Linked DNA regions of Homo sapiens: region 1 is linked to region 2. Evidence: chromatin loops called from intact Hi-C (ENCODE). Cell type or tissue: PC-9. All regions are shown on one strand. Each heading gives the region's core, and the rest is flanking DNA. Links, peaks and the distances in the headings are about the cores only. Region 1 holds the start of FAM131C (family with sequence similarity 131 member C). Region 2 overlaps SRARP (steroid receptor associated and regulated protein).

The links. Peaks named below come from ENCODE experiments on the same cell type or tissue, not always from the same donor. Only the 100,000 strongest peaks of a DNase experiment are listed, where the experiment ranks them.
Region 1: it touches region 2 in a loop (8-fold over the local background); 5 of 110 quality-filtered maps call a loop at or near these places.

Annotation. Positions count from the first base shown.
Region 1 is chr1:16,068,859-16,077,859 of GRCh38, forward strand. FAM131C (family with sequence similarity 131 member C) reads right to left here and starts at 4,793. Exons shown (of 7, transcript NM_182623.3): 1 at 4,563-4,793. The coding sequence starts at 4,584. RefSeq lists a silencer at 4,688-4,847 and an enhancer at 5,056-5,555. In PC-9, for the core only: no CTCF peak of the experiment used is centred there; no DNase peak of the experiment used is centred there; H3K4me3 peaks cover 1,393 bases.
Region 2 is chr1:16,006,903-16,014,044 of GRCh38, forward strand. It overlaps SRARP (steroid receptor associated and regulated protein), which reads left to right. Exons shown (of 2, transcript NM_178840.4): 2 at 1-1,905. HSPB7 (heat shock protein family B (small) member 7) reads right to left here. Exons shown (of 3, transcript NM_014424.5): 3 at 7,127-7,142. Among named protein-coding and RNA genes, the nearest start is that of SRARP, 6.2 kb to the left of the region's middle. RefSeq lists silencers at 5,987-6,196, 6,347-6,606. In PC-9, for the core only: CTCF peaks have their summits at 311 (motif pointing left), 2,257 (motif pointing right) and 2,457; a DNase peak (open chromatin) is centred at 439.

The DNA of each region.
Region 1 (9,001 bases), core at 1,718-6,717, 64 kb after region 2:
CAACCTGCCCAGATTGGCCTCTGCTGGATTAGGTACCTCACCTGTGGTCCTAATGGCCAAAGTCTGGCCTGCAGTGATTTGCCGCCACTGTTTACTGAGCAGGTGTGACAGTACTGTGTCAGGTACTGTCTGTCCTAGGCCTGTTCACCCATGATCTCTCATTTAACCCACACAACAATCCTGCAAAGTACATGTTATGCCCATTTTACAGATAGGGAAACGGAGGCTCAGAGAGGATAAATCACTTATGCAAGGTCACCTGCTAATAAGCAGCAGAGATGAGGGTCACACTTCGGCCCTTGTGAAACTCCAAAGCTTGTGCCCCAACCACTAAACAGTGCTGATCTCCAGACAGGGTCCTCGGGGCATCCTTCCAAGGGTTCATGCATACTGCCTCCCCCATTAGGCTACTCCACGGGCAAAGCTGTACCTCTCTCATCAGACTGTGAGCTCCCGAAGGGCAAGGTCCCACCTACCCTTTCCTCAGTGCCTGGTGTAGGACTGCTCAGGACTTGGAAACTATGGGTGGCTCTGGTCGGCCCCCTTAGAGCTTGTGCCTTCACCCAGACATGATCAGATGTCTGAGTTTCCAGAAGAAAATTCTCGGTCTCTAATTTCTACTCTCACCCCCGACCCCACCGGCCCCCAGTGCATTGGATACCCCCAAGGTGGGGCCAGGAGGCTGATCAGTTGGCCTGGAGGAGAGGGCTGGGGCATGAGTGAGGAGGCAGAGTGGTTATGGCACCAAGGGCATGGAGCGGGTACTGAGCCCCTGGAACTGGAGAGAAGGGGGGCAAATATTCCTCTCTGTTCCATACAGACTGCCATTGGTTGCAGAGCCCCCAACAAATAGGGACCATTCAAGTGTTCCAAGAGGTTGTTTTTCTAAGCACTGGCCATATACTTAGCACCTCTTTTTGTTTTTGAGACAGGGTCTTTGTTGCCCAGGCTAGAGTGCGGTGGAGTAATCACAGCTCACTGCAGCTTCGACCTCCTGGGTTCAAGCCATCCTCCTGCCTCAGCCTCCCAAATAGCTGGGACTACCAGCACACACCACCACAGCTAGGTAATTTTTAAAAAGTTTTTTGTAGAGATGGGGTCTCACTATGTTGCACAGGCTGGTCTTGAACTCGTGGGCTCAAGCGATCCTCCCGCCTCAGCCTCCCAGTATTTAGATTATAAGCGTGAGCCATAGCACCTCTCTCTCTATAGGGACGTAAGAAAGCAAAGGACGGGGTTTCCACACTCAGGCTCTGGGGTCACATTGACCTGGATTCAAGTCCTGCCTCTCCATGCCCTGGCCATGTGACCTGAGGGAAGACCCTCCCGTTCTCTGAGCCCCACATCCCTTGTCACAGGGTTGAATGAGAACTAACTAGGTCAGGAGAGCAAAGGCTCAGCCTAGCTCAGGATAAGCGCTCAACAAACGGTAGCTTAAAAATAGATAATGAATGCAAAATAGCTCCTGGAAACAGCATTTGTTGCCTTAATCTGGTCCCAATCACTTTCTCAATGTCCTCAGCACCTCGAGTGCCTGCCACCCGCTGCCTTTCCCATGAGGCAGGATGTGGCTTAAAACCTCTGTAGGTTTCCCCTTCCAGCCATGAAGGCCCACATTAGCTGTCTGCACAGACAGGTAATAAAAATTAAAGGCCGGGTGCAGTGGCTCACACCTGTAATCCCAGCACTTTGGGAGGCCGAGGTGGGAGGGTGGCTTGAGGCCAGGAGTTCGAGATAAGCCTGGGCAACATAGTGAGAGCCTGTCTCTATTATAATATATACAATATTAAAATTAAAAGTAAAAATGAGAGCAATAGCTAATATGTACGAGTGCTTACTATGTGTTGGGTACTGGTCTGAATGCCTTACATGAATTAAGCCATTTAGTCCGCCCAGCAACCCTATGACATCAATACTATTATAATTCCCATTTTAGAGATGGGAACACTGAGATACACACACAAGGTCAAGTCACTTGCTGAGGTCACAGAGCTAGTAAATGGTGGAGCCCTGCTTCGTATTCTGCACTCCTAGCCTCTCTACCAACTAGGCAGACGCTAACTGCTGCCGATGCTGGGATGGGGTGATTTTCCCAGGTGTGGCCTGACCTAGGTTTTGGGGTTTGGCTGGGTGGCCCCAGCTGGGTGCAAGCTCTGGGCTCAGTATGGGCATCAGCCTGAGGCCTGCAATCCTTGGCCTTGGCCAAGGGTGGACGCACTCCCTCCACCCTTCCTTCTGTAGCAGTGCCTACCTGGCCTAGGAGGCACTGAGCGCTCAGAGGCTATGATTAGCAATCGATTGCTGGTGCAGGGGCCAGGTGGGGGGCTCAGGAGCCCACAGCAGCCTGCAGCTCCAGGAGAGTAGACAGGTGCAGGCACCAGGGCCGAGGGCTGGCTGTGAGTGCAGAGACTGAGGCCCTAGGCTGTGGAGTCAGCATGCCATGGTTTAAATCTTGGCTTATACTATCCTAGCTGTGTGGCCCTGGACAAGTCACTCCACTGCCCTCTGCCTCAGTTTTCCCACTTGTAAGATAGGGACTGTGTTCATATATAACCCAAACTAGCTTTATCTGCCTAAAACTTTCAGACTAGTATGCACTCGGAGAGCATCAGTGATAAGGAGAGGGCAGGGTGGGTCAGTGATGCAGCCACCCAGAGTCTCTGGGACCCTGGCTGTCCCCTGCCCACATGGCTCCCCATATTCCTTTCACCTCAACCCAACTTTCCTGGATGCATGTTGAGACTGCCAGGGGCCCCGTCCTCTCAGGAGGGGGACAAGGCTGGACTATACAATTAGATCTGGGGGGCGCTGAGGAAGCCCAGGCTGCAGAAGGAAGGGTGGAGAGAGCGTATCTTGGCTGCTGTGGCCCCAAAGAGCCCTGGCAGAGGGGGCGGTGGAGGGAGCCCCAGGTGTGGGGTCAGAGGACCTGGGCCCCAGCCTCTCAGGGTGACCTTAGCAGGCGTCTCTTCCTCCCCGGCCTCTGTCCCATGCTCAGTGGGTTCTCAGCTCAAAGGCCAGTCCTTCTGGGCTGGGACCCCAAGGTGCCTGATATGGGGTGGCCAAGTGAAGGGGAAGGGACACTGAGGAAACACTCAGATCCCCTCCACCTGGAGCTGGCCCCAGCCAGAGACTGCCTAGAACCTTTGGGGTTTCTGGAGCCTGGTGCTCCTAAAGAACCCTCAGCACTCCTCACTCTTCAAACTTCCTTCCCCTCCCGCTAGGCTGCAGGCCTCCCGTACCAGGTGCTGTGCTGGGTTCCTTGCTGCTGGATGCCCAGCATGCACACGGTGCCTGGCACACGGCAGCTATCATGTTAATATCAGCTTAATGCATGGATAAGTAAAGGAACCCCACACAGCCTGACCCTGTACCTTCCCCTTCCCCAGCCGGGATTCCACCCCGATACCTCCCAGAGACATCCTGAGCCACTTACCTGAATGCCCACAGGAACTCCTGAGCAGAAGCCCTTCGAGTCCAGAGGATGGGGGAAGGTCATTGTGCTCCTTGCTCAATACCCCCAGGACAAGGTCCCCTCTATTCTGGGTAAGCTACTAGGGGTGATGGGTGTGGTGGTGGTCAGTGGGTTTGGCCTCAGCCTGCAGAGCCTGAACCAAGGCCAAAGCCACCCCCACTCCCAGTCACACCCCCCTGATCCCACTGTGGGGTGAACAGACCAAGGTGGGAGAAGGGCTCAGCCCAATCGCTTGTCTAAAATGTTGCCCAACAGCCTGTTGGAAAGCTGGTGGTGATGGGTGGGGGTGGAGGTAGGGGGCTCCAAAGACCAAACTGCCCATCCCCCAATCTCTGTGCAAGACTGTGTGTCCCCTCCTCACAGATAGAAGAGGCTGGGGCCTGCCCTGGGCCCCCAGGCAAGGGCAGGTCCCCTCCACCTCCTTGGGTACCACGTGGGGGAGAGTGGAGGGTGACAGGTCAGACACAGAGAGAAAGGCCCAGGGGTAACTGGGAACATCAGCTGTGCTCTGGCCCTTCTGTCCCCTGTCCAAGGATGGGGGTGGGGAGGAGGATTAGGGGGCAGGGGAACCTTCTTTATAACCTGTGCCCCACCATTAACCCTTTCCTGCCAACAGGGTTCAGGGGCTCTGCAGATGGGGGCACCCGGTAAGACGTGGGAAGGGGCTGTGGGGGTGAGCTGGTAAGACCTGTGTCTTGGGGAGGGGTGGGAAAGGGAGGGTCTGCTAGTTCTCCCGGTGCCCGCAGTTCCTCCGGGAAGCCAGGAAGAACCAGAGCTGGTTCCCAGGCACCCGGCAGGGGGTGTGTGGCTGTAGGGATGAGAGCGCGGCACGGCACGGGACCCTGCTTCGTGTCACCTGCGGGGCTGCAAACTGGGGCGGGGATGCGGTGACCTCTGCACGTGCGCTCTCTGCGCTGCCCCCGCCCCCTACCGTCCCTAGCTCTGTCCCCCTCAGGACGCCGCGTCCCCAGGGGTGCGGCGGGGCCGTGAAGGGCGGGTCGCCAGCCCCATCCCCCAGGTCTCCGAGCGGCGAGGGGACTGCGCGGGTCCCCGGCACCCGATCCCCCCGCCCCCGGCCGGGCCCCCTCACCTCGCGACACGCAGGAGCCCATCACGGGGCCGCGGGGCCGGGCCGCTGCGCCCGGGGTGCGTGGGGCCGCGGGGCGTTCATGTCTCCGCGGGCCCGGGGCTGAGCGCTGCGGAGCCAGAGGACGGGCGGGGCGGGGGGCTCGGGCGCCCTCAGCTCGGCCTCAGCTCCAGCCTGGGTCGTCCCTGCTGCCGCCGCGCCCGGCTCGCCTCGCGCCGCCGCCTCCCGCGCAGTGCCCGCCGCTGCCAGGGGAGGGCGACACCGCGGGGCGCGGCGGGCGGGGCCCGGGGGAGCGCAGCCGGGAGGCTCGGGCACACCTGTGGCCGCAGCGCGCGGGAGGGCCATCTCTGTCCCTTCGGGGCTCCCCCACCTCCTGGGGTTGCCCGGGCTGAAGGTCAGGGAAGGGGACAGAGGGGGCGGGGAGACTCCTGGCATTTGGGGCACAAAGTAAACAACATGAATTTAACCACACCAACGACGACTGGGCACGAAGGCTTGGGAGCGAGGAGGGGTGCGCGCAAGAACAACAGTTCCATTGGGCCTATTTTTAGAGGATGAAAGTGAGGCTCGCAGAAGTTAGAGGCCTTGCCTGAGAGCCCTAAGCTGTGAGTTCAGCGACTTTTGACTGTCAGCGCCTCATTCAGAGCTATTGAAATTAACATATGCAAAATAATATATGCCCAGAGGTGGGGTAGAGAGAGTGCGGGTAGATAGTGCGCTGGTGGCCTGGCGGCGGGATGAAGGGTCTCCAGCGATGGTTGAAGAGGGGGGCAAGGCTGCCTCTCAGGGCTTGTCTAGGGCAGAGTAAACTGAGGCACAGGTTTTTTTCCCCAGCCCTGGACGGCCTCTGTAGTCATTCACACTTACTCGCACGTACCTACACACACACTCTCCCATGTGTACATACCCCTCATTCACACACTGATGGTCATACACACACATATATATGCACACTTGCATTTACATACACGCACACACACTCACATACCTACACATGAATACACAGTCTCCCATGTGTACATACCCACTCACACCCACACAATGACAGTTATACACTCACATTGAAGCACGCTTGCATTTACACACACACACACACACACACATCCCAGCTCCTGAGGTGTGAAGATCCTTTAGCAAAATTTCCCATGCACACAGCACTCAATGTCAGTGTCTGAGACCCTCACTCACACATAGCATCTCGCTCTCTCCTTCATGCCCACCTGTGCATCAGGCAGGGCAGGCACTCTTGTGTCTGTTTTCCAGTTGAGGCAGCCAGGTTCACTGGTGGCAGCAGAGAAATGTTTTGAAGAATGAATAAGGAGGGGCCAGGCGCGGTGGCCCACGCCTGTAATCCCAGCACTTTGGGAGGCCAAGGCAGGCAGATCACTTGAGGTCAGGAGTTCGAGACCAGCCTGGCCAATATGGTGAAACTCCGTCTCTACCAAAAATATAAAAAATTAGCTGGGTGTGGGCTTGGCACAGTAGTTCATGCCTGTAATCACACCACTTTGGGAGGCCGAGGTGGGCGGATCACCTGAGGTCAGGAGTTTGAGACCAGCCTAGCCAACATGGTGAAACCCCGTCTCTACTAAAAATACAAAAATTAGCCAGGCATGGTGGTGGTGGGCGCCTGTAATCCCAGCTACTCAGGAGGCTGAGGCAGGAGAGTTGCTTGAACCCAGGGTACAGTGAGCCAAGACCATGCCACTGCACTCCAGCCTGGGCTACAAGAGAGAAACTCCATCTCAAAATAAATAAATAAATAAAAAGCTAGGTGTGGTGGCACAAGCCTGTAATCCCAGCTACTCGGGAGGCTGAGGCAGGAGAATTGCTTGAACCCGGGAAAGTGGAGGTTGCAGTGAGCCGAAATCGTGCCACTACACTCCAGCCTGGTCGGCAGAGTGAGACTCTGTTTCAAAAAAAAAAAAAAAAAAAAAAAAGAATGAATAAGGTTTGAGGCAGCAGCGTGGGATAGGGCTGGAGGCCTCTCAAGGGGCAGGATCTGGGCCAGGGCGCACTGCCAGAGCAGCTGAGCCAGGGAGTGGGTGCTGACTTCTTTCTCTTTCTCTAAGCTAGGTGCTCTCTGCCCAGTAAAGTCCGGGTGGAGAGCGGTTCTGTGCCTGGCCCTGGTGTCAGCAGACCTGGGTGAATGAGGGCTTAGCTCACACAAGCTGTGCGACCTTGGGTAAGTTGCTTCGCCTCTCTGAGTCTCAGATTTTTCATCTGTTAACTTAGGGTAAAAATCCCACCTCGTGGGATTGCTGTGAGGGCTGATGAAATTAATATATGCAAAATCACTGGCACGTAGTAGGTACTCAACTTAGGACTAAAAATAAATAATAGTGATAGTGAACACAAACAGGTATGATGTGTTATTACTCCACCACAGCTTCCCGACAGCCACAGGGAAGTCTGAGAACTTCCGTTCAACAGATGCATATAAAGCACCTACTGTGTGCCAGTGTGAACAAGACAAATGTGCCAATCCTTGAGTCAGCGCTGTATTCAGTCACAGTTGCTCAGAGCCCCCCTAACTGTACCCTCCAGGTCTGGCCTTGGAGAGGGTGGCTCAGAAAGGACAGCCTGCTATCACCTTGGATGCCCTGGTGCCAGGTGTGTGCCTGCCCTTGTGTGGAGAAGGAAAGGCGGATCTGCCTGTGCCAGGCTCTGGGGTCCCGTCCTGTGTGGCCTGGGCTTGTAAAGGCAGTGGTGTCCTTCTCTTCTTCCTGTCACGGAGTGACTGGATCTGGCTTGGAAGGAGGGCTCTGACTCACTATGACGCAGGATGCTCCGTCATGGCAGCTGATGCTCCCTGCTGGCAGCCTGACAGCTTTGGGGGTAGATGGGACAGGGAGAGGGACACTTGAGAAGACGACAGGGCAGCTCACAGGGGAGAGGATGCCTGGTCACCCCACTGTGCCCCATTTAGCCTAAGCCAGGGACAGGAGGGCAGGGCAAGGCAGTGGCCCCACCTAGGGTCCCTTGCTGACCCACTCAGAGATGTGGCTGGGCTGGAGATCTGGCTCTCCAGCCTCTGGTGTTCATGCTGGTCAGTTCCACATTGACTCAATCCTCTCCTTGTACACATTGGCACTCAGAGAGGGGCAGGGGCTTGCCCAAGGTCACACAGCAAATCAGTGGTAGAGCGGGGACTAGAACCCAGGTCTCCTGCCTCTCAGCCCAGCCCTGGCACCAGCCTGAGACCAGGCCACGCAGGGCCGGTGGCTCTCCTTGCACGCTCACATTCACCTTGGAATTCTGCTGAAGTAGACGATGTCCAGACAGCTCTGAGCTGTGTGGTTGTCCTCCCCGGGGCCACACTGTCCTTTCCCAGTTCACCCCATAGCCCATCTGCCCTGTGACCTTCCACTGCCCGCCCCCAGGGCCCTCTTTGCCATGCCGCTGCTGGGCTAGAGTGGAGAGGAGAGAGTGTCCAGGCTGTGCCCTTCACACCTAGCAGCCCATTCTCTTGCCATGATTTCGGGGATCCAGGCAGAACCCCCACTCCGGTGGCCTTGCTCCGAGCATGCATCAGCCCTGAGTGCCTGGCCCTGATTGGCTGGGCACTGGAGCGTGAAGAGGAGCTGCTGCAGGGTTTGATCAGAGAAAGATTAATCAAGGCCAACCATTACAGCGATGAATCAGACCAGGCCCTGCCCTGGCAGCCCTGGGGGTGGGGCGGGGACGCTGCAGGAGCCACGTGCATAAATAGCGCAGGGTCAGGGTGGACAGTGCTGCATCTCCATGCCAGCCAAGTGTGTGACAGGAGAGTCACTTCTGCCAAGGGCTATGGGGATGGCTTTCAGGCGATCGTGACCCTAGAAGCGGATTTTGAAGGTCGAGTGGGCTGTTGGTGGTAGAAGGCTCTGTGTGCACAAATGTTTGGAGGCAGGGGGCCACAGCAGACTGGCATATATGACATCCAGGGACCAGTGGGAGAGGGTGGGGCTGGACCCCTTCCCCAGGCCCCAAACATCGCAAGAAGGGCAGAGCTTGAAAAGCAGAAAGAGAACAGCATCAGAAGCCAGTCAGATCTGGGTTTGAATCCTGTGCCAAAACCAACATGCAGTAGATCCATGCTCAATAAGTATTTGCTGAATGAATGCGAGAAAGTGAGACTTGCCCAAGGTCCCATATCTAGAACGTGGGACTGGTTCAATCAGCCAGGACTGATTCAACCTTTCATTCATCCAGCAATTGCTCACTGAGCACCTGCTGTGTGACAAGCGCAGTCTGTGCCGAGATTACGACATGAATGAGACGGACAAGGGCCCCGCTCATTGGAGCTTATGGTTCTGGTGGGGGAGGCAGGTGTTAATTCAATAATGACCCAGATACATTTAGAATCACGGCCCTGGAAGCGCTCAGAAAGGAGCCCTTGAGAGTGAAGAAGAGGACTTCATCTGGTCCCAGGCATGAAAGGCACATCCAGAGAAATGACA
Region 2 (7,142 bases), core at 1-5,000:
GAATGCCCCAGCATGACGGGGAGGGGCAACGGGTTTCTTGCTGCCATCTTGGCTCAGAGGCGAGTGTGTAGGTCACTGCAAAGGCAGGGGATACCACGTGGGGAGACTCGAGGGCCATGCCAGTTGGGGCTGGGAGGCTCAGGGAAGTTGGCTCCAGGAGACTCCATCCCATAAGGCAGCCCAGGTGGGACCTGGGGATCTGAGATGGGAAATAAGGGGATCTGGCTTCTCAAAAGGGAGGGAGGTACTCAAAAATAGAGTATCATGTTTGAACGAATGAAAACAAGACATGTTATTTATTGAGCATCTACTGCATACCAGGCTCATGCTGCCCTCTAGGGATAGCAAAAAAAAAAAAAAAAGGTGGGGGGAGGAGGTTCACCCCTCAGGGCAATCGTGTTCCCTGAGCAGGAGGTGGAGTTACTGGTGTGGGTGTGAAGGTGTCTGTGAGTCTAAGGCATGCACAGCACTGTGAGAAACCCTAAAGCAACCTATTTAAGGAAGTCAGTCTCAAAGCTCCCAGATAAAAATCACTGGGTTTTTCTGTATTTATTTTAGAGACAGAGTCTCACTCTATCACCCAGGCTGGAGTGCAGTGGAACAATCACAGCTCACTGCAGCCTCAAACTCCTGGGCTCAAGTGATCCTCCTGCCTCAGCCTCCCGAGTAGCTGAGACTATAGGTGCACCACTACGCCCAGCTTGACTTCTTTTAGTAGAGAAGAGGTCTCACTGTGCTGCCCAGGCTGGTCTTGAACTCCTGGCCTCAAGCTATCCTCCCGCTTCAGCTTCCCTAAGTGCTTGGATTATAGGTGTGAGCCACCGTATCTGGTCATTAATTTATTCAATGACTATTTTACTAGGTTCCTACAAATACTAGCTGCTAACATTTAACATGTAATTGACCATTTACTCTGTGTCAGAGAAACAACATGGGCACTGTATTTGTGACCATTTTATAGATTAGAGAGCTGAGGCACAGAGAGGTTGAAGAATGGACTCAAAGTTCCATAGACTGGTACCATTGAGATTAGAACTCAGGCAAGTCTGGTGCCCATATTCTTGCTTGTAACTGTAAGGTATATACCCTCTCATCCTGGTAGCGTCTCTTCTAGGCAGAGGGGACACACAGAGGATAAATGTAACCCTGTCCTCAAGGAGCTCACAGCCAGGTGGGGGAGGCCAGAAAGAAAGCACACAATTGCCATAGCTTCTGAGAAGTGCAACAGTAAGGGCAACACAGAATGATGCTGGAGGACAACCAGCCCACTCTAGAGAGAGGAGATCAGGGAGGACTTCCTGCAGGAAGTGATGCCGAAAATGAGATCTGACCGGTGACTAAGCTATACAAAAGGGTGGGGTGGGGGAGCAAGTGGGGAGTGCTCTGGGCAGAAGGACCAGTCGTTCAGTCTGGCTAGGGTAATTGTCATTCATTCATTTATTCACCAAGTATTTATTGGGCATCCACTGAATGCCAGGCTTTGGGCTAAACCATGAGATGGAGCAATGAATAAGACAATGAGGCCCAGCCACAAAATAGTTTATCCTCTAGTTGGGGGAGACAGGCAATGCACACACACAAAACAAACAGATCAGAAAGGTGGCAGGAGGCCAGGCGCGGTGGCTCATGCCTGTAATCCCAGCACTTTGGGAGGCCAAGGAGGGGGAGGCGGGGGGAGATCACCTGAGGTCAGGAGTTCGAGACCAGCCTGGCCAACTTGGCGAAAACCCGTCTCTACTAAAAATATAAAAATTAGCTGGGCGTGGTGGTGGGCACCTATAATCCCAGCTACTTGGGAAGCTGAGGTGAGAGAATTGCTTGAACCTAGAAGGCAGAGGTTGCAGTGAGCCGAGATCTCGCCACTGCACTCCGGCCTGGGTGACAGAGCAAGAGCAAGACTGTCTCAAAAAAAAACCAAAAAAGTAAAAAGAAAAGAAAAGTGGCAGAAGCTGCATCAGGTGAGGCCTGGCAGGCTGCAACAAGACCTTTAGATCTTAGATCTTATTCCCAGATGGCAGCACTGGAAATTGTGAGCAGACAGCGTCATGGCCAGACGTACCTTTGGAAAGGATCCCTCCGGGCCTTCTGACTGCAGGGAGGAGGCACCGGAGGCTGAGTCTTAATCCTGAGAAAGGAGAGCAATGGTTTGGACTAGAGAGGAGGACGCAGTACAATCTGGTCGACATATGCCCATTCTACTCTCCTGAAGGCCCCAAGGACAAGGCTGCAGAGGGAGTTTGAGACCCTCAAGGAGAAAGGAGACCTGTGGCTGCACATCCGGCTTTTCACCAGCAGGTGTCGCCCTCTCATCAGACTAGAGGACACTGGGTCCAGGCCTGGACAGGGAAGGTGTGGACCTGCTGGGTCTGGGACTAAAGCCTTGGGGCCAGCCAACCAGTGGGTCTGTTTTTCAGAAGCCAGACTCATTCTAACCAATACTCCTTTCATCCAGAATAATGAATGTTTACTTTATGCCAGGCACCCAGCAAAGTGACATTTCAGAATTGAACCCTGGGGGGTCTTGGTGAGGATTCAGAGGAACCAGGCACTTATACCACTTATACTTGCTCCGTAAAGGGAGCTGTCATCATTACTATTGATGTCGTCAGTTACTATAGCTGTCGTCATTACGGGGCAATTGAATATACACCCCACACCCCATCAGTTCACCTGACCCCAGTCATGTGAGGTCGGCATGATTTCTCTTGCCATTTTACAGAGGAAACTGAGGCACAGAAAGGTCGAATACTTTGCCCAAGGTCACTAACTGGAAACCGGTAGAGCCCAAATCCAAACCTCAGGCAATGTGACTGCGCACTGCGCTTGCAGCCCCATACTGTGCTGTGAACACACTGGTCACAGCGGTTCAATAAGTGAGTGAAGAATGATCCAGCCTGGCACCCGGCAGCATGTGGGGAGTGTCCGGAGACTGAATGGGTGGTAGGGCCCTCGCTGAGATGGAGCACACAGGCGGAGTAGCCAGTGGGGACATGGGGAGATGACAGGTTCAGGAGGCGGATGTCGTGTGAGGGACTGTGGGACATGCCGGAGGGGATGTGGGCAGGTGGTGACCCATTCCCCATTGGAGCTCTGGTCAGAGGTTGAGGCTGGCAATGGGGCTGCATTGGTATATAGGTTGGTGATGAAGTTGCTCTGGGAAGGTGAGGTGTGAGACCAGGTCATCAGGCCTGTGAGAAACCAACTTACCTGTCCAAACCCAAAGAATGGGCTCAGAGGCACATAGAACAGTGGAAGAGAGACTTTTAATGATGGTCTTACGAGATCGGGTGTCTGGTGGGCAGGCACACCCAGCACAGTTACAACAAGCAATTTATCCCCTAGTGCGCAGGTCCCTCCCCTGGTTCCTCATAGGCTGAGTACTGTAGGATCACAATCTTCCTGGATGTCGCCTATTGGTTGTTGGGTAGGAGCTTTTAGGTGTTTTCTTTAGGATTTTCTTGTTGCATTTTGTTGCAGCCCACAATACATTGCAATCATAGCCAGCTTAGGGTTTTCTTAAGTATCTGACTTATGACCTAGGTAGTCAGGCAAGCTGATAAGAATAGACAAAGCGAGCTATTTTGCAGGCTAGTGAACTTTCATTCTAGACTCAACTTTTTTGGTTTGGGTGAGGGCAACTAAGCGGGCCCCGACAAGCAGGCGCCGGCTATCAAAGCAGGGGCCTAGTATATTCTGTTCTTCTGTAGTTTGCGGACTCAAACCTATTCAAGCCACTTTGTTTTGGAAATGGACCACTGTATACATTATTTCCTTTAGGCCCAAGGTGACAGAGGTGTGAAAAACTTGGAATATGCAAAAAAGATCACAAAACATATCCAATACCATCTACGCATCGTCTGATTCTCAAGGGGGTGAGCATTTTTCTTTGCCTTTGAGCTATTTTACAACTCTGTCTATTGTAAGTAGCCCGTAGGAATGCAACATACTTCTTGTCTACAGACAAGCAGATTCTGTCCTGTCCTGTTCAAGTCCAGTGGACTCTCCTTCCCAACTGTGGAAGAAGCCAGTGTTACCTCTGTGCACATTCATTTCAATATTCCCTGACCTACAGATATCATCTGTTCTTTGCCTCCTTCTTTGAACTGCTTGTGACATCTTACTGGTTCCTTCATTAACCATGAATTAAGTAAAATCATCAGTGAGAATGTAAAATGGTACAGCCACTTTGGGAAACAGTCTGGCAGTTCCTCAAACAAACATGGAGCTTTCAGAGGACCCAGCAATTCTGCTCCTAGATATATACTCAAGAGAAGTGAAAACATTCGTCCATGTGAAAATCTGCACAAATGGCCAGGCGTGCAGTGGCCGGTGTAATCCCAGCACTTTGGGAGGCCAAGGTGGGTGGATCACCTGAGGTCAGGAGTTCCAGACCAGCCTGGCCAACATGGTGAAACCCCGTCTCTACTAAAAATATAAAATTAGCCAGGCATGGTGGTGCACGCCTGTAATCCCATCTACTCAGGAGGCTAAGGCAGGAGAATCGCTTGAACCCAGGAGACGGAGGTTGTAGTGAGCCGAGATCGCGCCATTGCACTCCAGCCTGGGTGACAAGAGTGAAACTCTGTCTCAAAAAGAAAAAAAAGAAAATCTGCACGAGTGCACAGAGCAGCACTAGTCACCAAAACCAAAGGGTGGAACCAAACCCAAGCATCCATCAACTGATGAAAAGGTAAGCAAATTGTGACCTAGCCATGCAACAGAATATGTTTCAGCCTTAAAAAGGAAAAGATTATTGGTCCATGCTACAATATAGATGAATCTCGAAAACATTATGCGAGGTGAAAGATGTCAAATACAAAAGGTCACTTTTTTTTTCTTTTTCTTTTTTTTTTGAGACAGGTTCTCACTCTATTGCCCAGGCTGAAGTGTAGTGGCTCAAACATGGCTCACTGCAGCCTCAACCACCAGTGCTCAAGCAAGTCCTCCAGCCTCAACCCCCAAGTAGCTGGAACTACAGGCATGTGCTACCATACCCTGTTAATTTTTGCATTTTTTGTGGAGATGCAGTTTTGCCATGTTGTCCAGGCTGATTTCAAATAAATACTTTGTATTTATTGAGCTCAGGCAATCCACCCTCTTCAGCCTCCCAAAGTGCTGGGAATGCAGGAGTGAGCCACCACACCCGGTCATTTTTTATTTTATTTGAGTCAGGGTCTCACTGTGTCACCCAAGATAGAGTGCGGTGGTGCGATCACGGCTCGCTGAAGCCTCCATCTCCTGGACTCCAGCCATCCTCCCACTTCAGCCTCCCGACTAGCTGGGACCACAGGTGCACGTCACCATACCAGCTAATTTTCGTATTTTGTGTAGAGACGGGTTCTTGCCATGTTGCCCAGGCTGGTCTCTAAACCTTGGGCTCAAGAGATCCTCTCACCTCAGGCTCCTGAGCATGCGCTACTTCCATCTGACTTTGAAGACAGGGTTTGGGAAGGGGCTCTGAACATCTGCCTGGGCTCTTTGTGCTCTGGCTCTGGAGGGCTTCCTGGAGGAGGAGGCCTTTGGCCTCTGCTAGGCCTTCAAAGTGAGGAAACCTTCTAGGTCCTCTCTGCCCCTCCCAGTCTCTGGTACTACCTGACCTGGACTTTCTCACAGGTCTCCAGCCCCAGAGAGCTGCGTCTTTTCAATTTCCCCTACCTGCTGCCCAGGCCCACCCCCAAAGCTACAAGACGCGAGAGCCCCCTTTCCCTGTGGGGGCTGCCAGGGTGGGAGGAGGGAAGCTGCCTCAGCCCATTGGTGGTGGCGACTGATCCAGGTTGACCCAGCAGATGGCCTTCCAGAGCCATAGCAAGGATTCACATCCCAACCGTGCCACTTCCAGGCTGGGTGACCTTGGGCCAGTTGCCTGACCTCGCTGATCCTCCGTGTCCTTCTAGGCACACCGTTAATCATAGTACCTGCTTTGCAGGACTCTTGTGGGAATCAGCGGCGCGCCTGGCACACACTAGTTGCTCAATGAATGGGGCGGCTATAATTACTCTTCCGGGTGGGGGCGGGGCGCAGGGCCTGCAGCCAGGCCTATATTTAGCCTGGAAGGGGGTTGGGGGCGCTGGGAGACAAAGCGCCGCGGCCAGTCTGGGCGCCCAGGGGGCGGAGCCGGCGAAAGCCCCGCGGCCGACCCGCCCTCCCCTACCGCAGGGTCACCTTGGCCGGGCTGGCGGCCAAGGGCTCCTTCAGACCCGACGTGCCCCAGCGGCCCAGCGGCCGCTTGGTCCCCTGAGCAGTCCTCATCCTCGCAAACTGCTGTCTGGGGAGGGGGCTGCTGGGGGCTGGGGGTGGTTTTCGGCCCCACTGACCACTTGGGAAGCTGCCCCCTTTCCCAGCACCGGCCGGCCGAGGGAGGGCTCGCTGAGATCCGTACGCCAAGGTGAGCCTGACCCCGGGTGGGGGGCGTGGGAGGGGGAGCCAGGCTGGCTCCTCCCCCAACCTCGCGCCAATGAGTGTCGGGGCTGCAAATAGCCCAGTGGAATCAGTGAGTCATGGAGGCTGGAAATACCGCGCCCCCTCTGATCCCCTCCCCTCCTCCTGACCGCAGCCGGTGGAGCTGCACTGGGGAGCAAGCCTGGGGGTGTGAGGGGTGGGGGACCCCTCCGGAGAGCTCCCCTCCCCAGGCTCCCTGAACCAACCCGGACACCCCCGCCCCCAAGTTCCAGCTGGCTTTGCCTCTGGGGCTGTGTGACCCTGGGCCAGTCACTCAGACTCTCTGGGCCGCAGAATCCCCATTAGGTACAAGAAGGGCTTCAAGAGGGCAGGCGACCCGGTGCAGCCTGCCCACCTTTGCGTCCCTGCGCCTGGGACTGAAACAGTGCCCGCCACATAGCAGGACAGTAAATATCTCTGGAAGGAAAGAAATAATAAAAAGGGAAGGGCAGGCAGTTGGACGAGAAGGTGTTGCAAGGGTTTTCCAGAAACAATCCTGGGGTTCCTGCCCAGGGGGGTCTGGGGAGCCCACGGAGGAGGCCGAGGAACGCCCACATTTTGTGAGGTCTTCAGCTTTAACTTGAGCTACAACCCCCATCCCCAAATCTCAAAGAAGGTGTGTCTGTTTCTCTCAGGGTTTCCAGCCCTGCCCTAAGTTTGAGAACTCCAGGCAGGCGGCCTCCAGAAGTCTGTGAGACTGTCCT